2 separate regions of the Homo sapiens genome follow, and region 1 is linked to region 2. Evidence: chromatin loops called from intact Hi-C (ENCODE). Cell type or tissue: K562. All regions are shown on one strand. Each heading gives the region's core, and the rest is flanking DNA. Links, peaks and the distances in the headings are about the cores only. Region 1 overlaps MAST2 (microtubule associated serine/threonine kinase 2). Region 2 holds the start of P3R3URF-PIK3R3 (P3R3URF-PIK3R3 readthrough).

Evidence for each region. Peaks named below come from ENCODE experiments on the same cell type or tissue, not always from the same donor. Only the 100,000 strongest peaks of a DNase experiment are listed, where the experiment ranks them.
Region 1: a loop joins it to region 2, with 2.4 times the contacts of the local background. A loop is called at or near these places in 17 of 110 quality-filtered maps.

Annotation. Positions count from the first base shown.
Region 1 is chr1:45,874,664-45,890,749 of GRCh38, forward strand. It overlaps MAST2 (microtubule associated serine/threonine kinase 2), which reads left to right. Exons shown (of 29, transcript NM_015112.3): 4 at 7,701-7,732. It overlaps LOC105378694 (a long non-coding RNA gene), which reads right to left. Exons shown (of 5, transcript XR_001738038.2): 3 at 2,030-2,176; 4 at 1-90. Among named protein-coding and RNA genes, the nearest start is that of MAST2, 79 kb to the left of the region's middle. In K562, for the core only: a CTCF peak has its summit at 7,122 (motif pointing left); DNase peaks (open chromatin) are centred at 7,098 and 10,230.
Region 2 is chr1:46,175,763-46,184,845 of GRCh38, forward strand. It overlaps P3R3URF-PIK3R3 (P3R3URF-PIK3R3 readthrough), which reads right to left and starts at 726. Exons shown (of 10, transcript NM_001303427.2): 1 at 466-726. The coding sequence starts at 709. It overlaps TSPAN1 (tetraspanin 1), which reads left to right. Exons shown (of 9, transcript NM_005727.4): 2 at 4,764-4,896; 3 at 5,338-5,402; 4 at 8,429-8,635; 5 at 8,832-8,906; 6 at 9,023-9,083. The coding sequence starts at 5,346. P3R3URF (PIK3R3 upstream open reading frame) reads right to left here and starts at 726. Exons shown (of 2, transcript NM_001328655.2): 1 at 466-726. The coding sequence starts at 709. RefSeq lists enhancers at 3,745-3,844, 8,835-8,884. In K562, for the core only: CTCF peaks have their summits at 3,959 (motif pointing left) and 4,675 (motif pointing right); DNase peaks (open chromatin) are centred at 3,919 and 4,669.

The sequences.
Region 1 (16,086 bases), core at 4,085-12,084, 300 kb before region 2:
CCAGTATTCATTTGTTGCCTACTAGGCTAGGTATTCTGCTGGGTGCCAGGAATGTCCTTGAGAGCAAGACTAATTCCTACTCTCCTGGAGCTAACAGTCAAAGAAAACAGATAATTTAGCAAATAATTATAGTAACCAGTGAAGTAGGTATGATTGAGGAATTAAAGGAATATTTGGATAATATATGGAAGGAGGCTGGGGAAACTGTAGAAAAACTTGCCAGAGGAAACGAAGTTTAAGCTGAAGTCCAGGAATGTATAAAAAGAGATAAAGAAAAGTAATCCAGACCAGGAGAACAGTAAGTGTGAAGACCTGAAGGTGAAAGAAAGCATGGCAAGTCTGAGTCCAAAACTCCAATAAGACTGGAGAATTATGCAAATGATACTGAGGAGGGAGGCAGTCAGAGCCAAGTAGTGCCCTGTAGACTACAGAAAGGATTTTAGACTTTATCCATTGCAGAATTATAAGAGAGAAAGGACACATTTAAAAAAGTTATTTTTGGCCGGGCACGGTGGCTCACGCCTGTAATCCCAGCACTTTGGGCGACCGAGGTAGGTGGATCACCTGGGGTCAGGAGTTCGAGACCAGCCTTACCAACATGGGGAAACCCTGTCTCTACTAAAAATACAAAAATTAGCCGGACGTGGTGGCGCATGCCTGTAATCCCAGCTACTTGGGAGGCTGAGGCAGGAGAATCGCTTGAACCTGGGAGACGGAGGTTGCAGTGAGCCAAGATCGCGCCACTGCACTCCAGCCTGGGTGACAGAACGAGACTTCATCTCAAAAAAATAAAAAGTTATTTTTGACTTCAGTATTTATTTCATTATACCCACAGTTATCACTCAGAAAACAGGTACTATATATGATATTTACATTGATATAACATTAATCAAGGGGGACAAAACTGAATGAAAGGGAGACCAATTAGGAGGATGTTATAGGATGATGGTGGCTTGTGCCCGGGGAAGTAGAAGTGAATTGACAGATTAAAGATAGATATTTTGGAAGTAGAATTGGCCGAGCTTGATGAATAATGGATGTAGAGAGTGAGAGAAAGTGAAAAATGAAGAATGACCCTGGGTTTGGTGGTACCATCATCAAAATAGAGAACAGAGAAGGAGCGAGACTGAGTAGAAAGATCAGCTGAGTTTTAGACATATTAAGGACAAGGTAGTTGTATGTACAACTATAGAGGTCAGCAAAAAGATCTGGGATAGAGATACAAATTTGAGATTGTAAAATATATAGAGAAAGGAGAGTGTACAAGCAGAACTAAAAGGACAGTCCCCATTTAAGGGTCTAAGGTGATGAAGGATGAGCCTGCAAAGATGTTTAAATGGTGTGTTTGCGGGGATAAGAGGAAAAACAAGAGAATGTGGCTTCATGGCAAGAAAAGTCTTCCAGGACAGAAGAGTGAATGATACTATCAGGTGCTGTTGAGCAGTGGAGCCAAAAAAGATAGGTGGACTAAAAATGCAGTGAAGCTTCATTACCCTGGCGTTATACATTACATTGGCAGTGTGCCAAGAATGGTTTAAATGGGCTGGTAAGGTCTAGGGATATTTATAGAGTGTTGAAGAATGAGTAGGAAGTGAGAAATTAGAGACATTGGATGTAGATAACTCATTCAAGAAGTGTGGTTGTGAAGGGAAATAAAATTGATAAGGCAGTATTTGAAGAGGGATGTGTAGTTATTAAGGGAATTTATTTCCTTATCTGAAGCTGGAATAGACTTGAATGTGTTCAGAATGCTAATCAGGAAGATCATTAAGAACATGAAGAGTCAAGAGATAATGAGTAGATCAGAGAAGGCTGAATGGAATGGGCTTCACCTGATATTGTAATGTATTACCAGGTATTACCAGCCTAGTTGCTGGAAGGTTATGAGTAAAATAATTTATGGTTATCTGTCTAAATGGGAGTACTCTTGCCTCAGCCAAGTTTCCTGATTGTGTAGCTTTTCTCCCCAACTTGCTGTGAATATTCCCTGGGAAAAGGAGGATTGAGAAATCATTGCTCCTTGGACTACCTTTATGTGGTTGGGCCCTTCTTGTTCCACTGTGCCTTAGTTGTCACAGAATGTACTGATCTGGAGTCCTGGGCATCAAATGCAGGCTTTTGTATAGGTGTAAGGAAGTCGGAAGGGATGGATTTCCACGGATGCGCTTCCGTGCCTCTAAAGGAATGCAGAGAGGGGCATATATGCATTTTAGGAAATTTTATTATTGTTAGCCAAAACTGTAGTCTACCATATTACCCATTTAAACTATTCAAGAAGTCAGAACTGTCATGTAGATTCAAAGAACAAATATTTCCAGTTTTATATAGATTGTTTCAGAAAGTAGAAAAAGAGGATATATTACCTTAGCACATTTTATGAGTGTCTTCGTCTGTTCGTGCTGCTATAAAAAAATACCACAGATTGGATCATTTATAAAGAACAGACATTTATTTTCTCACAGTCCTGGAGTCTGAGAAGTCCAAGATCAAGGTGTTGGCATTTGTGTGGTGAGTGCCTTCTTGCTGTTTCTTCACATGGTGGAGGATGGAAAGGCAAAAAGGGCTGAAAGCTGTATGAAGCCTCTTTTTTTTCTTTTAATTTTGATTTTTTTGAGATGGGGTCTTGCTCTGTTGGCCAAGCTGACCTCAGACTCCTGGGCTTAAGGGATTCTCCTGCCTCAATCTCCTGAGTAGCTGGGACTACAGGTGCACATCACCATGCCTGGCTTAAAGCCTTATGAAGGCCTTAATCCCGTTTACAAGAGAGAAGGCCTCATGACCTAATCACCTCCTACAGGCCCCACCTCGTAATACTATCACATTGGATTTTAAAGTCCAATGTGAATTTTGGACGAGACACAAACATTGAAACCTTAGCAGTGAGGATAGTATAAGTATGAAGTCAAAATTGGACAAGAACAATTTGAGACGAGAAAGTATATAGGCCAGTCTTACTTATTAACATACAGGCAAATATCCTAAATAAAAGTTTCTAGGCCTAGATACTTTTATTAGTGAAAGCTGTTAATATTTAAGGAAGAAATAACACCAGTCTTACATAATTTCTTTCAGAAAATAGAGGAGTAAGGAACAGTTCCCAGTCAGTTTTAGGAGACCGGCATAATTGTGATATAAAAATCTGACAAAGAAATTATAAGAAAATTAGAGATTATTATCCCTTATGAAAATAGGTGCAAAAATCATTAAAAAGATATTAGCTAATAGAATCTAGCAATGTATTTGATAAAATTGAAGTTAGGTTGGGCACGGTGGCTCACGCCTGTAATCCCAGCACTTTGAGAGACCAAGGCGGGTGGATCACCTGAGGTCAGGAGTTTGAGACCAGCCTGGCTAACATGGTGAAACCCCGTCGCTACTAAAAATACAAAAATTAGCCAGGCATGGTGGCACATGCTTGTAAACCCAGTTACTTGGGAGGCTGAGGCAGGAAAATCACTTGAACCTGGGAGGCAGAGGGTGCAGTGAGCAGAGATCACGCCACTGCATTCCAGTCTGGGTGATGGAGCAAGGCTCTATCTCAAAAAAAAAAAAAAAAAAAAGTTGACTTTAACTCAGAAATGCAAAATTAGTTTAATCTTAGAAAATCAATCACTGTAATTTGCCACATTAACAGAAGAGAAAAACTATGTAAGCATTTCAGTAGATGCAGAGAAAGTATTTGACATAATCCATGCCCATTTGTGAGAAAGACTATGAACAAATTAGGAATAGAAGAGAACTTGATAAAAAGTTATCCATGAAAAACCTATAACTAACATAATATTAAATATTCAAAATGTTAAATGCTTTTCTTGTAAGATCAGATGAGAAGCAAGACGAGGATGTCTACCACTTCATTTAACATCTTATAGAAAATTCTAGAAAATGGAAAGAAGTAAAGCTCCCTATTATAGAAGATATGATTGTTTATATAGAAAAAATCTAAGGAATGTACAAAACATTTATGATTAATAATAATTTTACCAAAGTATAGGATACATGGTCAATATAAAAATTAATTGAATTTCTATAAACATGCAAGCAATTGGAAAATGAAATAAAAGTTTTTATTTATAATAGCTTTAAAAAATCTACTTAGGGATGAGCTTAATAAAAGGAGTGCAAGGTGTTTTTGTTAAAAACGATAAAACATTGCTTAGAGTAATTAAAGAACTCGGTAAATGGAGAAGTACTATGTTCATGTATTATAAGACTTGATATTTTGAGATATCACTTCTTTCCAAATTGATGTATAATCCCAGCAGGCTTTTTTTTTTTTGGTAAAAATTAATAATTGGATTCAAAAATTCAAATCGAAATGCAAGAATCTAGAATATCTAAAGCAATCTTGGAAAATAATAAAGTTAAAGGACTGTACAATCTGACTTTAGGACTAAATATAAAACCACAGAATCATGATAGTGTGGTGCTTGCATAGGGCAGAAAAATAGATCAGTAGGATGCAATAGAGAGCCCAGAAAGGTTAAAAAAAAAATTGTTAGGGAAAGGACAGTGTTTTCAATAAATGGTATTGAAATAAGTGGATATCCATATGAAAAAAAATGAACCTTAATTTCATCTCACATACTACCTCAAAATTAATTTTCACTCATCAAAAGGCTCTACTGGCCTGGCATGGTGGCTCACGCCTGTAATCCCAACACTTTGGGAGGTTGAGGCAGGTGGATCACCTGAGGTCAGGAGTTCTAGACCAACTTGACCAATATGGTGAAAACCCATCTCTACTAAGAATATAAAAATTAGCTGGGCATGGTGATGGGTGCCTGTAATCCCAGCTACTTGAGAGGCTGGGGCAGGAAAATCACTTGAACCCAGGAGGTGGAGGTTGCCGCACGCCGAGATTGCACCACTGCGCTCCAGCCTGGGTGACAGAGCGAGACTCCATCTCAAAAAAAAAAAAAAAAAAAGGCACCACCAATAACTTTAGTAGGCAAGCCACAGATTAGAACATATTTATAAAACACATATGACAAAGGACTTGTATTTAGAAGATTATGAAGAGCTCTTATAATTCAATAGTAAAAAGATAACTCAATTTTTAAAAAGGTAAAAAAATTTTAAGATACTTCACAAAGGAATATATATTGATGGTTAATAAGCACATGAAAAGATACTCAACATCGTTAGTCATCAGGAAAATGATTAAAGCCACAATGAGATACCCGTACACACCTAAATGGCTAAAATGTAAAATGACTAAAATATAAAAAGCTGATACCATGTATTGGCATGAATGTAGAGTAGTTCGAACTTTCTTATATTATTAATGTGAACATAACATGTATTAGCTAGGATGTGAAGCAGTTGAAACTCTCATACATTGTTAATGGGAATGTAGCATGGTATAATCACTTTAGAAAAAGGTCTGGTAGCTTCTTATAAATCTAAATATATATCTACCCTTTAACTGAGTAATTCTACACTTTTAGGGATTTACCCAAGAGAAGTGAAATATAGCTTGTCAAAAAACATGTTATAGGAATGTTAATAGCTGAAAAATGGAATTGGAGAAACGATAAATTAACTGGGGTATATTATTCATATTGCCATTGTTACCTGCAACAACATGGATAAATCTCACAAATACTATGCTGAGTTGAAGAAGCCTATGTAAAAAGGTTTATATTTGTATGGTTCCATTCATATGAAGTTTTGAGGAAGTAAAAGTAATCTGTGGTGACATAATGAGAATAATATTTGCTTGGGGTAGGAAGATAGTGGTTTGTTTGGGGATTTACGAAGAAAGGACATGGTGGAACTTTCTGGATTGATGGACATGTTCTATATTTTGATAGAGATTTAGGTTATCTGAGTATATGTACTTAACAGACTTATCAATTGGCATACGTAAGATTAAGTAATTTAAGATTTGTACAGTTGAATGTTTGTAAATTTACCTAGAAAAACACACAAAAGAATTGCAATCAAATACTGAATTTTAGCAAAAATAATTTTATAAAATAAGCGAATTTTACAAAAATAAGGCATATTAAACTTATTGTGAAAAGTAAACCGGCTGGGCGTGATGGCTGACACCTGTAATCTCAGCACTGTGGGAGACCAAGGTGGGAGGATCACTTGAGGTCAGGAGTTTGAGACCAGCCTGGCCAACATGGTGAACCCCTGTCTCTACTAAAAATACAAAAAAATTAGCTGGGCATGGTGGTGCATGCCTGTAATCCCAGCTGGAGGCTGAGGCAGTAGAATCGCTTGAACCCAGGAAGTGGAGGTTGCAGTGAACCGAGATCGGCCAGCCTGGGTGACAGCGTGAGACTCCATCTCAAAAAAAAAAAAAAAAGAAAAGAAAAAAGCAAATCTATAAAATGTTTAGAAGAAAATATAAGCACATATATTCATGACTGTGTATGAGGGATATATTTCTTACATGGACAGTTGTTTTGGAGAGCAATTTGGAATATCCAGTACTTTATGACTCAGTAGTTCAACATCCAAGAAACTTTTTCTACATGCGCACTAGGAAACAACTACAAGAATGTTTACAAGAGTATTGTTTTAATGGAGAAGAAAAAGATGGAAAGAAAATTAAATTTCCATTTACTAGAGAATAGATAAATAAATATTGGTATATTCATAGACTGGACCACTGTCTGAAGATCAGTGAACTAAAGTGAAATATATCCACATGGGTGAATCTCCCAGTTTTCATAATGTTGGCTGATGTCAACAGAGGAATACATATAATATAATACCATGTATATATAATTTTAAAACATGTAAAACAATACTACTAATTTTTTACAAATCCAAAAACACGTATTGAAAATATTTAAAAAATTAAGAATAGTTGTTAATTTAGGACTGGTGGGAGGTGGGACTTGATACACTTGGAAAGCAAGTCACAGGGGCCCCAGCTGTTATCGTAAAGGTTATTTCTTATGCCAGTGGTGTGTGAAGTCATCTCTTTGTTATATTATTAACTATACTACTTTATTTGTCTAAAATATTTTCTAGTTATCACCCACTGCCCCTAATCCTATTTCATTCCTTCTGTATGCTTGCCACTAATGCCCTTTACAATTCAGCAGCAGTTAATGGCTGGCCTAGAGTGCCTGTAATCTACACTGGGGAGATGGTTCCATCTAGTGGGAAAAATGTTGCATGTATTCTATGAGACATTCCTTTTAGGAAGGAAGGATAAAGAAGTAATAGTTTGCCTGAGTGCTTTTATTTCACAAAAATTTAAGAGACAGGCTGGGCATGGTGGCTCACACCTGTAATCCCAGTACTTTGGGAGGCCGAGGCGGGCGGATCACGAGGTCAGGAGATCGAGACCATCCTGGCTAACACGGTGAAACCCCGTCTCTACTAAAAAAAAAAAAAAAAAAAAAAAAAAAAAATTAGCCAGGCGTGGTGGCGGGTGCCTGTAGTCCCAGCTACTCAGGAGGCTGAGACAGGAGAAAGGCGTGAACCTGGGAGGTGGAGCTTGCAGTGAGCCAAGATTGCGCCACTGCACTCCAGCCTGGGAGACAAAATGAGACTCCGTCTCAAAAAAAAAAAAAAATAAATAAAATTTAAGAGGCAAAGAAAAAGTTGTTATTTAGAAATATGTGGCCTTTTCCATTATTAAGATAATGCTGTGAATTTCCTAGGACATTTAGGTAGACCAACAGGACTCAGATGGGTTCTTATTTCTAACTTGCATATGTTTTGTTTTTCAGAAGGAGTTGAGCCTTCCAAGAAGAGGCAGCTTGTAAGTAGATGATTATTACCATTATGATTATGATCTCCTACTTAGGAACCCCTCTTGGGAACATTTCCCACTATCATGTGGAGGAATCCCGCTCAGTACACAATTTCTTTCTGTGTACTCCTATCTGAGCTAGGGAAGCCAGCAGGCCAACTGACTTCTCCCACTAGGTCAGATCTTCCCCTCCTCCCCATTCCTCCCGACCTCCAAACCTCTTCCCTCTCAGTTTCTACATAGCATTCTGGGAAAGTTACAACTTAAATATTCATCACAGTCTTATACTTGTGCTTTGGGATTTACTGAGTTTTCGTAGACTCAAGCTAAGGAAGTAGGAATATTAAAATGGAAACCCTTTGCATTTACATCTATCCGGTAACATGGTATGAGGAGAAGACCAACTTTTCTGATAAGTTGAGGCAAGGCCAGCTAAGTTTGGAGACTATGTTGAATGGAATAGGTTCCCAACCTGTTTGGTTTTTTTCTGGCTTCAGGGTTAGGGGAGATTAATAAATAGTCTTTGCCCCTGGATTTTAATTTCTTAAATTCTCTTGGACTGCTTTTCCTCTAGGAATTCTGTTGGGGCAGTATTAGAAATTTGGCCAATCAGAATCTCCTGGAATGTTTGTTAAAGTGCAGAGTGTGAACTTAATGCATTAAAATCTCTGTGTTGGGGCCCAAAAACCTGTACTGTATATACCTAAAACATACTCATATTTACCATGATTTACTAGTAAAGTCACATCTGGGGAACCCTAAGGAAATAGAGCTGTGATAAAACAATGGCTTTTAAACTTTTCCTTAACAAAAAAAGAGATGTAATTAAGGAGGAGATCACAACAGCATTCATATTTATTAAGTATACTTTATATACACATCATATGCAATTTTTAAATGTTTAAATGAAACATGTAGTAATTCTTTCTGTTACTGTCCATTTTAGGATTTTGTTTTGTGAAAAATGCTCTAGTGATTAAATTTTCCTCTGAGGTTTTTGTGAAGCCTTTTGGGCTGTTTACGAAAACTTATTTTGGTTTGATATGAAGAGGCTTGAGTCAGAAAACTCATAAGGTTCAGTCTTGACCATGCCATTTAACTAGCTTTGTAAACCTAGACAAATCACTTTATCTTCTTAAACCTCAGTTGCCTTATCTATAAAATGAAGATAATGTTACCTGTGTTTTCTTCTTACTAAGCCTGTTAGAAGGATCACTTAATATATGTATAGTGCTTTATTACTTATAGTTTAATTTTAATATATATTAGTTTTAGAATTCTTAATGGGTTAAATTTGGATGAATTCTATTATTTAAGAGGCACATTTTAAATTTTAAATTCAGTTTCTAGCAGTGGATATTCAGTCTAGCTTCACAAGTGTCCTGAGTCTTCTGTAAATGGCAAGGGCTCTACCAGGACTCTTAGAGGAATGAGACACCAAATAGGTATGCATAACTGAAAAGGAGTAGCTTTTCAGCATCATAGTCAGGAAATATTTGTACTTGGTCATTTTTCTACTATTTCTGCCCCCCCCGCTTTTTTTTGGTTGCTTCTATTTGAAAACTGCCTGAGATTTGCCTTTTCTTAGTATTAAGTGAAATAAATTAAGGCCTGAGACAGGTAGCTTCTTGCAGAAATGTGTGTCCTCAATGAATGGAGTTGCTGGGAAGAAGGAGAAGGAGGAGTATTCTTATTTTTATTTTATACCAGAATAATTTTTTGGTCATTTTAGTGATATCTAAAGTTAGGCCTACTCTAACTGCCTTAAAAACGTTTAATTAATAAGGATCAGAAATAGATTTTCCCTCCTCTTTTTTGATAAAGTAACTCACATTTAAACAATTGATCACTCAGTAAATACACAGTAATATCTACTCTGGGTCAGGTGCGGTGGCTCACACCTATAGTCCCAGCACTTTGGGAGGCTGAGGTAGGTGGATCACCTGAGGTCAGTAGTTCGAGACCAGCCTGACCAATATGGTAAAACCCTGTCTCTACTAAAAATAAAAATAAAAATTAGCCGGGCGTCATGGCGTGCGCCTGTAGTCCCAGTTACTCAGGGGGCTGAGACAGGAGAATTGCTTGAATCCAGGAGACGGAGGTTGCAGTGAGCTGAGATCATGCCACTGCACTCCAGCCTGGGCGACAGAGTGATGCGCCGTCAAAAAATAAATAAATAAATAAATAAAAAAGCCTACTCTGTGCTGGGTAGAGTGATCTAAGTTCTGAGGCTGTTAAGATTCAATTAGATAAATTCTTCTCTTTTGAAGAGCTTACACTTAAGTAAGCCAGAAGTTCTTCAGTTCTTTAATATAAACAATATCCTTTCTTATCTTTAACATTAGAGGAGTCGAAAAAGTTTTGTTCTGGAAGGAAGCAAGGAAACATGGGTACTAATATAGGCTTTGCCACTAACAAATTATGTGTGGCTTTAAAACAGGAGCTCCCACTTCTGGACCTGAATTGCCATACTTGTAAAATGAAGGGATTGGCTACCTGATCTCTATGCTTAGTCATCTCCCCAAACAGTTAAAGTTCCATGGTACCTCTTGTACACAGAGCTGGGCAAGTCTTTGTAGGGAGTGTGCAGTAGGAGGCAAAGTACTGCTTAGCATTTGTAGTAAAGAAAACAGGTAAGAACCACAAAACAAATATTTGAATAAGTTTAATTACTACAAAATTTGTTGTGTGGAAAAACTGATGTTAATAAAATGAGTGACTTACCATTTGCTCCACTGTTTCTCGTCCTCATAGCCTGATCTGGAAAATTTTTAAAGTTTCTATAATTGTCATTTAAGTCTTGGTCAGAAGGAGGGGGCATCATATTTGTGTCCCTGTTTGCCTTTCTTAGAATGGTTCTCCCAAGAGCGAATCCTATGGTGTGCTCATTCCAGGTTATAAAGGCCCGTTTCCTCTGATATATCCTTCATGGACATAGAGAAATTTAGAATTTGCCTCTAGTTTGGTGTTCTTGTCCTTTGAGAGAGCGTTTTTGTTAATTAATTTTTGAGGCTTTCAATTGCTGTGCTTTTCACGTAATATGTTAGTTGCATTAAAATGGACAGGAACTCAAATATGAGTTTCTAGACTTATGTGACAACTTGGCATTATACAAAATACACATTCTTCCACTCAACAAGTAATTCCTCCAAAGTCTCCAAATTGGTAAGTGGAAGTATAGCATAAAAATTAACAGCTTGGGTTTGCAAGTCAGGCAGATGTGGGTTTCAGTCACGGCACTATTACTTACTAGATGTTTTTTGGTAAAATCAGTTACTATATTTTTGTCTTTTTGCCTCCATTCACTTTGTCATTTGCTCAAATCTTTCCATCCATGCATCCATCATACTATATTATTTTAGTTCCAGTTAGGTGTAGGCACTATTCTAGATACTGGAGATACAGTAGTGAATAAAGCAGACAAGGTCCCTGTGCTCATGGAGTTTCCATTCTACTTAAGAGAGACAAAAACATGTATGATATGCCATATGGTACTTACTGCTATGAAGAAAAATAAAGCCAGATATCAGAGAGGAGGATGTGTGTTTCTGTGGGGGTGAGGGTTTAAATTTTAAATTTTAAATTGAATTGTCTAGGCTGGGTGTGGTGGTTCACACCTGTAATCCGAGCACTTTGAGAGACTAAGGCAGGAGGATCGCTTGAGTTCAGGAGTTTGAGAACAGCCTGGGCAACATAGTGAGACCCTGTCTCTACAGAAAAATTTTAAAAATCAAAAAATTTTGTATTGTCCAGGAATTTTCTCATTAAGGCAACATTTGAGCAGAGAACAGGAGTCTGGAATGAGTGATACTGAGATAGAGATAGATCGATAAATATATATGTATATATTATATATATTTATATACTTATATAAGTATACATATATATTTATATATTGTATACATATTTATATATGTATCTATAAGTACACACACACACACACACACACACACACACACACATTTATAGTGACATTGGTCAGATTAGGGAAGAGAGCTGTTACATTCTAATACGCAAAATGCAAACATCATCTATGCCTGCCACGATAAGGGCTTTATTGGGGCAAGGTGGTTATGAAAGTTCTTTTGGCCTGGCTCATACCATTTATTTTAGATGTAGCTTCCTGAAACTAAATCATTTTCATTTTTAGAAAGCTATTTCATATTTAAACCCATCTGGGTATTTTTTTAATGCATTAAAAATGTAGTTTAGAATATCAGACCTAAGGGAGTTGATAACTTTGTTCAAAGTACAATATCTGTGAAAAGAAGATTTTGAAGTTCTAAAGTTACTTGTATCTGTTTACCCAGGCTAGAAGGGTTTTATATTTTACTTTTTCATAATTGAAGCAGCTCTGAATGGCTTTTCTTGCCCAATGCTATAGTGGGGGCCTCTTTTTGATGATTCCTTTCAAATAGGATTGTTTCTTTTGCTGTTGTTGTTATTTTGTTTGTTTTTGTGACAGGGTCTCATTCTTTAGCCTAGGCTGGAGTGCAGTGGCGCAGTCTCAGCTCACTGCAGCCTGGTCCTCCCTGGCCTCAGGAGATCTTCCCATCACAGCCTCCTGAGTAGCTGGCACCACAGGCACCTGCCACCACATCTGGCTAATTTTTGTATTTTTTGTAGAGATGGGGTTTCACTATGTTACTCAGGCTGGTCTGGAACTCCTGAGCTCAAGCTATCTGCCTACCTTGGCTTCCCAAAGTGCTTAGATTACAGGCATGAACCACAATGCCTGGCGACTGTTTATTTTGTTTGTGAATTTCAGCACCAGTACCTAGACCCTGCATTTGGGAGCTTAATGTAAATAATGCTTATGTCTCCAGTTACCCTGAAAGTAAAGCTTTTCTAATACCCATTAGGCTTAAGATAATTTTCCTCATATTTCATGAAATGTCTTGCTTTATTTCTTAGAGGCTATGAGCAGTCAATTGAGATAACAGACTGTAGGAGTGGAGAGGTAGCTGTTGGTTGCATTCATCATGGGGTATGTGTATATGTGTGTGTTGATATTATTGGCATTGCTGGCTTGTAGTCTTTAGAGCCCTTGGGGATAGTTAACCTTTTATTTTGTCAGCTTATTCATTTGGGCAGTGGACTTAGATACCAGATATTGGATGAAAGTTAATGTCTGGTGTCTGCAGTGATAGGCACTGCATAGTGGGCAGGGAGGAGTTCCTGGGCCCCAGGGATGTGATGTGTCAAACTTTGTTCCTATGAAACTGACAGTGTCATGTACTTTCCCATTCTGATGCAACTTGATGCCTGGATCAATGCTTCTGGAAAATGTGCTAAAAAGAGATACCACCTGCTGCATACACATAATAAACCCTTTGTTGAGGTATCAGTGGCGTCTGATATAGGGCTTTAGGTTTTCTGTGGGGCTTTGAAAATCAGGAAATTTTGCAATCTTTCAAGACTCTAAAGCCCAGAGTGATAGCTTTGTGTTACATTTAAGACCCTGTCTTTTAAAAGTTGGTGGGAAGTAATTTCATATAGATTCTCTAAGTGTCCAATGGGAAGGCAGGACGTAGCAGAGGTTGGGAGGGAAGTAGCCATAGTCATCACTCATATCCCTACAGGGAACCAGTTTGTTGTTAAAAAATGGATGTAGTTGTTGGCGAGCTTTACCTGTGTAGGTGGGATCTGAAAATCCTTGAGAACCTGTTTTTGTTACTGTATGTTGAGAATAGTTGTCATGCTCATTATCCCCACATTTATATCGCTAGATCTCATAACTGTCCATTCACCATAATGTGACTGAATATTTCAGAGACATCTGAACTGCAGCATTTATGAATCTGAGTCATTGTCTTTCTCAAAAATCAGGTCCTCTCTTATACTCTAGCTTATTAAATGGTACTGCTTCCTCAAGATAGAAAATTTAGTTATTTTTGTTGCCATGCTCTTCCTTACACTCACAAGTCTTTTCTGTTATACCTCTCAAATATCTCTTGGTGTTCTGTCTTTATTTTTATTTTATTTTATTTTTTTGAGACTGAGTCTCGCTCTGTGGTCCAAGCTGGAGTACAGTGGCGCCATCTGGGCTCACTGCAAGCTCCGCCTCCCGGGTTCACACCATTCTCCCACCTCAGCCTCCTGAGTAGCTGGGACTACAGGCCCCCACCACCACGCCCGGCTAATTTTTTGTGTTTTTAGTAGAGACCGGGTATCACTCTGTTAGCCAGTATGGTCTCGATCTGCTGAACTTGTGATCCACCCACCTCGGCCTCCCAAAGTGCTGGGATTACAGGCGTGAGCCACCGCGCGCGGCCTCTTTTTTTTTTTTTTTTTTTTTTTTTTTTTTTTTTTTGAGATGGAGTCTTGCTCTCTCGCCCAGGCTGGAGTGCAATGGCACAATCTCGCCTCACTGCAACCTCCGCCTCCCAGGTTCAAGTGATTCTTCCGCCTCAGCCTCCCCAGTAGCTGGTACTACAGATGTGTGCACCACGCCTGGCTAATTTTTTGTATTTTTAGTAGAGACGGGGTTTCACCACGTTAGCCAGGATGGTCTCAATCTGACCTCATCATCCATCCGCCTCGGCCTCCCAAGTGCTGGGATTACAGGCCTGAGCCACTGTGCCCGGCTGGTGTTCTCTCTTTCTTTATACTACCACTGGTTTGTCCAGATAGTCACAGCCATTGTAATCTCTTGCCTCTGCTACTGCCATAACCTCCTAACTGGCCTTTCTTTATCTGGCATTGCTCACCCTCAGTCTACCTAACTATCATACAATAGCCAGGAAAAGCTTTTTAAAATGCGGATTTCATTATTAGATATTAATTTAAACTTTTTTGGTGAAATTTTTTTTTTTTTGAAACAGAATCTCACTTTGTCACCCAGGTTGGAGTACAGTGGTGCGATCACGGCTCAGTGCAGCCCCAGCCTTCCTGGGCTCAGGTGGTACTCGCACCTCAGTCTCCCAAGTAGCTGGGACCACAGGTGCACGCCGCCACACCCAGCTAATTTTTGTACTTCTTGTAGAGGTGGGGTTTTGCCATGTTGCCCTGGCTGGTCTCAAACTCCTGGGCTAAAACTACCTGCCTTCCTCGGCCTTCCGAGGTGCTGAGATTACAGGTGTGAGCCTCTGCACCTGGCCTTTGGTGAATTTTTTCTTACTCTTAGGATCACACCTGACTATCTATACAGTGTGGTTGCTATATTTTTCTCCATGTTTTACACAATGTGTTCTCTGTGCCTGGAATTTTTGTTTTGTTTCGTTTTGTTTTGTTTTTTTGAGGCAGAATCTCACTCTGTTGCCAGGCTGGAGTACAGTGACGCAATCTTGGCTCACTGCAACCTCCACCTCCTGGGTTCAAGCAATTCTCTTGTCTCAGCCTCCTGAGTAGCTGGGACTACAGGTGCACGCCATGACACCCAGCTAATTTTTTTTTTTTATTTTTAGTAGAGCCAGGGTTTCACCACATTGGTCAGGCTGGTCTCGAACTCCCAACCTCAGGTGATTAAGCAATTCTCCTGCCTCAGCCTCCCAAGTAGCTGGGACTACAGGTGCGCTCCACCACGCTGAGCTAATTTTTATATTTTTAGGGTTTCACCATGTTGGCCATGATGGTCTCAATCTTTTGACCTCGTGATCCGCCTGCCTCGGCCTCCCAAAAGTGCTGGGATTACAGGCATGAGCCCCCGTGCCCAGCTGGAATGTTCTTTTTCCATCTATACCAATCTAGTTCCTACACACCTTTCAAGTCCCAGCTTACACCTCACTTCCTTATGAAAGGCGTTCCTGACCTCACCCAAACCTTGCTGTCTGTAGACTAAGTTGGGTTTCCCAGAACATACTTTCAATAAAGCCTCTACTTTTTCTTCATAGCTCTTACATCAGTTGTAAATAAAGAACTATTTGTCTGCCTTTTCCCGTTGTGTAGTATGTAAGTATTAGCTCAGGCTGCTGTAACAAAATACCACATGCTTAAATAACAAAAATTTATTTTCTTACAGTTATGCAAACTAGTAGTCCAAGAAGGTGACAACATGCTAAGTTTCTGGTAAACCTCTCTTCCTGGCTTGCAGAGAGTGGCCTTCTTGCTGTGTGCTCACATGGCCTTTATGTGGTACACCAGCCTGAGGATAGGGGCATAGATCTGTCTCTTCTTCTTTTTCTTCTTCCTTCTCCCTCCTTCCTTATTTTTTCCTTCATTTTCAAGCCCAACAGTCCTATAGGATTAGAGCCACCCCTATGACCTCATTTAACCTTAATTACTTCCTAAAGAACCTATATGGAAATATAGTCAGATTGGGGGTAAAAGCTTTAACATGAATTTTGGGGAGACACAGTTTAGTCCATAGCAGATGGTAAGCTCCGTGAGGTCAGGACCATGTTGTGCGGTACAATATGCTGATC
Region 2 (9,083 bases), core at 1-8,000:
GGGGTGCCTGCCATCAGGAGTCCCCCATATATGTAGGGGTGCTATTTCACAGAGATCATCCTTTGGCGTGCCTAAACAGAACCAGGTAGGGAAATCTTCACTGGCTCTGGTTTTTTTTTTTTTTTCTTGAGACAGAGTCTAGCTCTGTCACCCAGGCTGGAGTGCAGTGGCGCGATCTTGGCTCACTGCAACCTCTGCCTCCCGGGTTCAAGCAATTCTCCTGCCTCAGCCTCCCAAGTAGCTGGGACTAAAGGCGTGTGCCACCACGCCCGGCTAATTTTTTTTTGTATTTTTAGTAGAGATGGGATTTCACCGTGTTAGCCAGGATGGTCTCGATCTCCTGACCTTGTGATCTGCCCGCCTTGGCCTCCCAAAGTGCCGGGATTACAGGCATGAGCCACCGCACCCAGCCTAGTGGCTCTGTTTTTTAAAACCCCACCCTGGCTCACAGGCCCCCTGGCTAACCTTGAGGTGGGAAGATCCACACTATGGTGGTGTCAGTGTGGGTGTTGTTGATACCCATGGCCCTGGTGGCAGGATTGATGGCTGCACTGCTGGCAGTTCGACCTCGGAGACCCTGTTGATATCTTCTGCGGCTACACTTGAACATCCTGGGAAATCGGGGCCTGGGCCAGCCCATACCTGGCCTGCGGTAGGGGGAACGCATGCCCTGGGGCCGAGGGCCACGGACAAGCCGAGATGGCCCCATGGGCACAGGGAGCTTCTGCAGTGTGCCTGGGGGGTGCTGTTGGCCAGGGTAGCTGAGGCCTCTATGACATACAAAGTCTGCATAAGGGCAGGGCCCTTTATTACAAGTCGTGGGCCCTGGCCCCTCCTCATGGGTCAGGCTCCTTCACAATCTTCTTTATTGGGTCTGGCCTAAAAGCCAGCCCAAGAGCCAGACAGCCTCAGTTTGGCCCCTTGGGAAAAGAGGCCCTAGAGGCGGAACTCACTTCCTCACTTTCTCACTTATCCATATAGTAACAATATTAACAATGTTTTTTGAGCACTTACTACGTGCCAGACACTGTGCTGAGCACTTTACCAACGTTATCTCATTTAATCTCAGCTACTTTACAAGGATATGCCATCATTATACCTATTTATATACAGTCAATTCTCATTATTCCCAGTAATGTTCTATAAAGTCGCCACAAACACTAAATACTGAACAAAGGGTAAATGCAAGGTTAGGTTCCTGAAACCCTCTGGTCACAATATTTTTGTCAACTGATCTATACATATAACCTGATTTTATGTGTGGAGACACCTTATTTAATATATATTGTTGGCCAGGCATGGTGGCTCAAGCCTGTAATCCCAGCACTTTGGGAGGCCGAGGTGGGCAGATCACCTGAGGTCAGGAGTTCAAGACTAGCCTGGTTAACATGGCAAAACCCCATCTCTACTAAAAATACAAAAATTAGCTGGGTGTGGTGGTGGGTGCCTGTAGTCCCAGCTACTCAGGAGGCTGAGACAGGAGAATAGCTTGAACCCAGGAGGTGGAGATTGCAGTGAGCCCAGATTGCACCATTGCACTCCAGCCTGGGCAACAAGAGTGAAACTCTGTCTCAAAAAAAAAAAAAATATATCTATCTATCTATCTATCTATCTATCTAACTATCTATCTATATTTGAGTCATTGACATTGAACTCACAGCCAACAGCATTATAACTTGTGCCTGAATGAAACTTATCTAAAGCACATATTTCCCCTATAAGGCACATCACAGCCTTCTTGCACTTAGAAAGACTAGAGAGCACTTCAGCACTACAACTGGGGACCATTTTAGACAGTAAAATCACCAGCAAAAAACACCAAAAAATGTGAGAATATGCGTCACTAAATAGACCACCAAAAAGCACATTTGTTTACTCTATGAAAACTGAAATAAGAAGACAGAGAGTCCTCTTGCTCAACAGACCTCAGCTGGAAATACGTGTGTTGGACGGCTGAAATTTTTTGCCTTTCTGCTCATGTCCATGAATGACTGCAAAAGTACCACAAGTACTGGTTTGGGAATTACAAATAAATTTCAGTAAGCAGGCAAATTCACAGGTATGGAATCTGTGAATAAGGAGGATCCACTGTATAAGGAAACTGGGGCTCAGTGAGGTGAAGTCACACAATTAGAGGCAGGCAGGAAGCAAATCCATGATGATCAAGATCCAAAACCCAGAGCACTTAACTCTCATTATTCTGCACTCATTCACTCAGGAAATGTTCACTGACAACTTCTTATGTGCCAAGCACCAGGGCCATAGATGAATGTAATCTGGTCCCAATTCTTCCTGAGAATGAAACAGAAAGGTTCCAGGTGCGGTGGCTCACGCCTGTAATCCCAGCACTTTGGGAGCCCGAGGTGGGTGGATGACTTGAGGTCAGGAGCTCGAGAGCAGCCTGGTCAACATGGTGAAACCCTGTCTCTACTAAAAATACAAAAATTAGCTGGGTGTGGTGGTGTGCACCTATAATACCAGCTACTCAGGAGGCTGAGGCAGGAGAATCGCTTGAAACTGGGAGGCGGAGGTTGCAGTGAGCCAAGATTGCGCCACTGCATTCCAGCCTGGGCAACAGAGTGAGATTCTGTCAAAAAAAAAAAAAATAGACCTTCTCCTTCTCCTTCCACTCCTCAGTCCCTTCTTCCTTTCCCCCTTACTCTGCTCCTCAAATGCCCCCTTCCCAACTTCATCCTCCTTTCTGTTTGTGGAGGACTCTGTGGCACCCTTAGTACCACCCTCACAAACCTCATCTTTCCCCCATCCCCTCCTCCAGCCTCTACTCTTGCCATCCTCAGTCTTAAAATATGACCTTGCTTCCACCAACTTCTAGCAACTGTAACTATAAACCGACCTGCCCCTGCTCCTCCTCTTCCTCAGGTCAGACCAAGGCCTCTTCCCTTGCTCTTTATGGAAGCCAGCCTTGTCTGCCTCTTTAGAGATTCCATCAGTGTAGACAGTCTGCTTGGTGGTTAAGATGTAGACTCTGGTGCCAGACTAACTGGGATTGAATCCTGGCTCTGCCACTTACAGGCTTTGTGATCATGGCAAGTACCTGACCCTTTGGTGCTTCTATTTCCCCATATTTAAAAATGGAGATCAGAAAGTCTATCTCATGGGATGGTTGTGAAGAGGAAAAAAAGCCTTAATATATGCAAGACATTTAAAATAAGATCAGTATTATTAGTGTAGTCTGTAATACTATTAGCCCCTCTCTCTTCTGTCTCTTCAGCTGCCTCCTTTCACTATAAAAACAAAACAAACTTAGAAATCCACTTCCTCAGCTAGGCACAGTGGCTGATGCCTGTAATCCCATCACTTTGGGAGGCTGAGGCAGAGGATTACTTGAGCCCAGTTCAAGACCAGCCTGGATAGCATAGCAAGACCTCATCTGTTTAAAAAAAAAAAATTTGCTTGAGTGCCGGCAAATACCTGTGGTCCCAGCTACTTGGGAGGCTGAGGATCATTTGAGCTCAGGAGGTCAAGGCTGCAGTGAGCTGTGATGTTGCCACTACACTCCAACCTGGGCAACAGAGCAAGACCCTGTCTCAGAAAAAAAAAAAAAAAAATCAACTTCCTCCATCTCATAGCCCCACTGCCTGTGACTCTCTCGACTTTGACCTTCTTGCTCTGTGCTCATTCCCTACTGTCCCTTCCTTCTAGAGCAGGAAGAAAATCTCATTTGAAAAGCCCAGAACTATTCTGTTACACAGAAGACCAGGAAAGAGAAGTTTAAAACCAAGTCTAAGAAAAGTCCCCAGGGTCACACAGTTCATAAGCGACAGAGCCAGGATTCCAGCACCTGGTCTGAATGACCCAGAAGCCAGGACTTTTCCCCCGCACCTCTACATCAGGCGTGCTGGAGCAGGAAGCGGTCAGGCAGCCCCACTAGGAGTAACAAAGATGGGATCACAGAGCCTTGGAACTGGGGGTGGCTCCTTCATGAGACCATGGTGCCACCTACTGGCAGAAAGAGAAGGGGTGTACACAGAGCGCTAAGAGAAGACTGGGAAGGAGAAAAAGAAAAAGATGGGGAAGGAGAGGAGATGGAAAGATGAAGGGAGGGGAAAAATGGGGAATGTGAGGTTTCATGGAGGGAAGAGGATTAGGAACTATTTGCTACTCGCAGGAGAGAGCGGAAGCTGCCAAATCTCAGTCATTTCCTTGAAAGTGAGTGAGAGACAGAGAAAGAGAAAGAGGGAGTGTGTGTGTGTGTGTGTGTGTGTTTGTGTGTGTGTGTGAGTGAAAGAGATACTTAAGTACGTACATCAGATATTATTCTGTTGTTTGTTAGTTGCTGGGAGTCAGTCCACAAAGAATTTAGTGTGCGTGTGTGCGCACGGACGCACACACACACATGCATTCAGGAACACTAGCACATGTTTATGTATGTAACTGGGTGCTTGCTGTATGAACATATGGATGGCAGCATGAGCAGATGCATGTGCATGTGAGCATGAGCACAGAGGGTATGTATGAGTGTATCAGCAGATGCAGGGTAAGAAGCACATTACACTGTTGTGGTGGAGGGCACGCAGACATTCTGGGAAGCCACTTGCCCCACCCCTGGGCTGCTTCTTCTTGAGATCAGGAGGGGCGTTGCCCAGGGCTGGTGTTGCCAGGTGGAGGCCTGCTGAGGCAGTGGTTGTGGGGATCGGTCTCCAGGCAGCAGGGGGCAGCAGGGTCAAGGAGAGGCTAACTGGCCACGGGTGGGGCCAGCAGGCGGGCAGAAGGAGGCTTTAAAGCGCCTACCCTGCCTGCAGGTGAGCAGTGGTGTGTGAGAGCCAGGCGTCCCTCTGCCTGCCCACTCAGTGGCAACACCCGGGAGCTGTTTTGTCCTTTGTGGAGCCTCAGCAGTTCCCTCTTTCAGAACTCACTGCCAAGAGCCCTGAACAGGTAATGGGATAGGGATACAGATTATCCTGTGAAGTGATATCGATCTGGAAACAGGTCTGGGGAGCTGGAGGGGCTCTAGTGAGGGTTCTGGGAGGGTCTGGGGTTAGTGTGGGGGGGAGCACAGGATATACAGGTGCTAGGAAAGAGCATGGAGTGACCTGCAGTGTGGGAGTCAGGCTGGGTGTGCAGGTGGAGGAACCTGGGGTGTTAGGATCTCAGAGTGTCAGGTGCTGGTGGAGGTCCTGGGTAGTATAGAGGGGTAAGGGTGTTAGGATAGAAACTGGGAAAAGGTCTGTGTCAGACCAGGTACAGGAGAAGCTTGGTGAGATATGGGTTCAGGATCCTGGGGTCTGGCATATCTGGCTGAATATCTGAAGCCAGGGCCAGCCCAGGTGGGCCCAGGGGAAACAAGGCCCTAACTTGCACATGTCTACCTCCCAGGAGCCACCATGCAGTGCTTCAGCTTCATTAAGACCATGATGATCCTCTTCAATTTGCTCATCTTTGTAAGTACGGACATTGTGGACTCTTTGGGGCTCCCTATAGGAGCAGGTCACAAGCTGAGTAGAGACTAAGCTGGGGAATGGGAGACTGCTATGCCCAGGCTTCGTCCTGCATGTGTCCCCTTATGAGTGGGATGCAAAGGTCTCCCCAAATGCTGCTGATTCCTAGTCCCAGCAGCAGCCAGGCTGCCATACAGGTGCGTGTGTGAAAAAGGGGATGGAGAAGCTAGGGGCACCCCCTCTCTCCTACAAAGCTTTAGCCTAGGCTTCAGGCAGGGCAGAGTAAGCTACCAGGAATGATTCTCCACCCTTTATAGGCACTGGGGGCCCAGAAAATAGAAGGGCTCCACCCAAGTTTACCTACCACAGAAGGAAATTCAGTACAGAGGAAATTCTTCTGTATGACGGGGAGCTGAAAGGAGGGAGGGCCTACCTCTCATCAGAGCAACAGTCCTTATTCATTCGACAAACATTCATTGTCTAGGATACCATGATGGGTGCTGGGGTGGCAGGTAAGCAAAGCCTTTCTCTGCCCTGAAGGATCTCAGCTCCGATAAGCCAGATAGGCAGATAATAACAACACAGTGTGTTTGGGCTTAGGACGGAGGTTATGGGAGCCTGAACTCAGCCTGGTTGGAGAATACTTCCTGGAGGAAATAGCTGAAGCTGGGAAATTGCACTTGGTGGGGGAGTTATAAAGCATGCATAAAGGGCCAGAAGTAGTGAAACTTGATATCGTTCAGAAAACCAGAAACAGATTGCATAGGGCATGTTTGAGAAGCTGAGCCATGAGGCGTAAATCCTGGAGATGGTGGTGGAGATAGGGAGAAACGGACAAAGTGGACAAAGGACAAAGCTCTAGGATGATGGCTGAGGGGTAGAAGAAGGGGCAAGGGAGACAGAGGTCTTGGAGATGACGCCCATATCTCTGGCATGAGCAACCCAGATGGCAGGGGGTGGGGCCTGGTTTGTGGGAAGGGGTGTCCCACTAGCAGATGTGTACCCAGTGGAGGTGCAGCTCAGATTGGAGCTGGCCATGGGTATTTGAAAATCATGTGCGCACAGGTAGCCACTGAAGCCATGGGAGTGGATGAGAACACTTGGAAAGTGAACTCTGGGAAACCCAATTTATTAGGGATAAGCAAAAAAAAAAAAAGCCACTGTGAAGGAGATGGAGAAGGAGCAGTGGGAGGGGGAGAGGAAAACAAGGAGAGTAGTACACTAACCACATTAGAGTAGGTTAGTGTAAGTGAAAGTGAGGAAGTGGGCCAGGTGCAGTAGCTCACAACTGTAATCCCAGCACTCTGGGAAGCTGAGGCGGGCAGATTAGTTGAGCTCAGGAGTTCGAGACCAGCCTGGCCAATATGGTGAAACCCCGTCTCTACTAAAAATACAAAAATTAGCTGGATGTGGTGGCGCATGCCTGTAATCCCAGCTACTTGGGAGGCTGAGGAAGGACAATCACTTGAACCCAGGAGGCGGAGGTTGCAGTGAGCCAAGATCACACCACTGCACTCCAGCCTGGGCGACAGAGTTTATGTATGTATTGATTAGTTTAGAAGCGTGGGTAGACTCTCTAGTTCTGATGTGGTCTGTGCCTTGGGCTTCCTTCGGCTGCAGGGAACTTGTGTTTTTGTTGTTGTTGTTGTTGTTGTTTGTTTCTTTGAGACAGGATCTTGCTTTGTCACCAAAGCTGGAGTGCAGTGGCATGATCATGGCTTACTGCAGCGTCAACCTCCTGGGCTCAAGGGATTCCCCTACCTCACTCAGCCTCCTGAGTATCTAGGACTACAGGAGTGTGCCACCATGCTCAGCTAATTAAAAAAAATTTTTTTTGTAGAGGCGGTCTCACTATATTGCCCAGGCTGGTCTCGAACTCCTGGACTTAAGTGATTCTCCCACCTCTGCCTCCCAAAGTGCGGGGATTACAGGCATGAGCCACTGTGCCAGTCCTGAACTAGTCTTTATCCCTGTATCTGGAGGAAGCAATAGGATTCCAGGGATTTGGACAGGAGAGGCTCTGCCCTGAGAGGGTTAAAGGCAAATCCGGTTTGATTTCTGGCCTCTGTTACCCAGACCTTGCCAGGCTGGGCAAAGCAGGATAGGGCAGACCTCCAGCTCCATGAAATTTGACCCTGCAGGCTAGAAGTCCAGCTTTCTGTCCTTGGGCAAACATGCCTGGAATCCAGCCACAATCTGCCACCTCACTTCCCGTTCTAGCCTCAGTTTTTATAGCTGGCAAGTGAGGACTAGTCACCAAGGTGGTGTCAGGCTGATTCATCCACTGAAGCCCTGGGCCGGGAGGCTTTCCTCTAAGATCTGTGGGAACTGCGCAGGGCCCTCCTCAATCTAGGCCTCAGAATTCCCCCTGAGGTTTGGAGTTGAGCTAGACAGCCTTTAAGAGAAGCTCTGGCTGTATTCCCACTGGTACCTCACTTTCCTCTTGTGAGGCAAGGAGGTCTTGTCTACATGAGGGGCGGGCCTGAAGTTGGATTCTGGAGGGGAGCCAAATGGGGCCTCAGGTGGGTGAACCTTCTCAACCTCCTCCCTCTCCAAGGTTGCCAGCAGGTGGAACCTCAGCCTCGCCTCCATTACTATGGTGACTATTGAGCCTGTTCTGCTACCACCCCCGTCTCCACCTATCAGAGGACAGAGGTGTTCTAGGCACCCATAGCCCAGAAAGGAAATAGGAGGCTGGGCCCTCACCTGCCTGTTTTCAATCCTAGCTATGTGGCAGGACCCTGGCAGCAGTGAGGGAAAGTCTTGCCCCTCTGCCCACCCTGAGGATATTTCTAGAACCCCTGATCTCCTTTATATCTGCCCAGGTGTGCAGCCTGGTCCTAGCTATGCATATCCCAGCTCCCATTTTTCTGGCTCTAGAGGATGTTTCCCTCCTTACAGGATGAGGTTTTAGACTCCCTAGCCAATAAAGAGGGAAGTTTCTCGGCTCCCATCCTTCTTACTCAGCTGTGTGGTAGTAAGCTACTTGCCAGCACTGTTTAAGGCCTGCCTGACCTCTCTCTCCCCAGCTGTGTGGTGCAGCCCTGTTGGCAGTGGGCATCTGGGTGTCAATCGATGGGGCATCCTTTCTGAAGATCTTCGGGCCACTGTCGTCCAGTGCCATGCAGTTTGTCAACGTGGGCTACTTCCTCATCGCAGCCGGCGTTGTGGTCTTTGCTCTTGGTTTCCTGGGCTGCTATGGTGCTAAGACTGAGAGCAAGTGTGCCCTCGTGACGGTGTGTGAAACCCAGCTCCACAGGCTGATGACCAAGAGTCCCCTCGCCCTTGACACCAGGCCCTGGGATTCCCAAACCCTGCTTTGGACCCCCCTAGGCTCAGGCTTCTGTCTCACTTTTCCGGGGGGGGGATTAGGGCAAGGAGGGCATGAGGGACTGTCTCTCCCTAAAACCCAGACCCCTGTTCCCCACTCAGTTCTTCTTCATCCTCCTCCTCATCTTCATTGCTGAGGTTGCAGCTGCTGTGGTCGCCTTGGTGTACACCACAATGGTGAGACACTGGGATGGAGGAAGGGAAGAAGATTGGGCAAAACCCTGGGAGTGGGCTGTGGCCTGTGAATGGCCACCTTCTGTACCAGCCCCTAAACACTGGCCTGCCTCACCCAGGCTGAGCACTTCCTGACGTTGCTGGTAGTGCCTGCCATCAAGAAAGATTATGGTTCCCAGG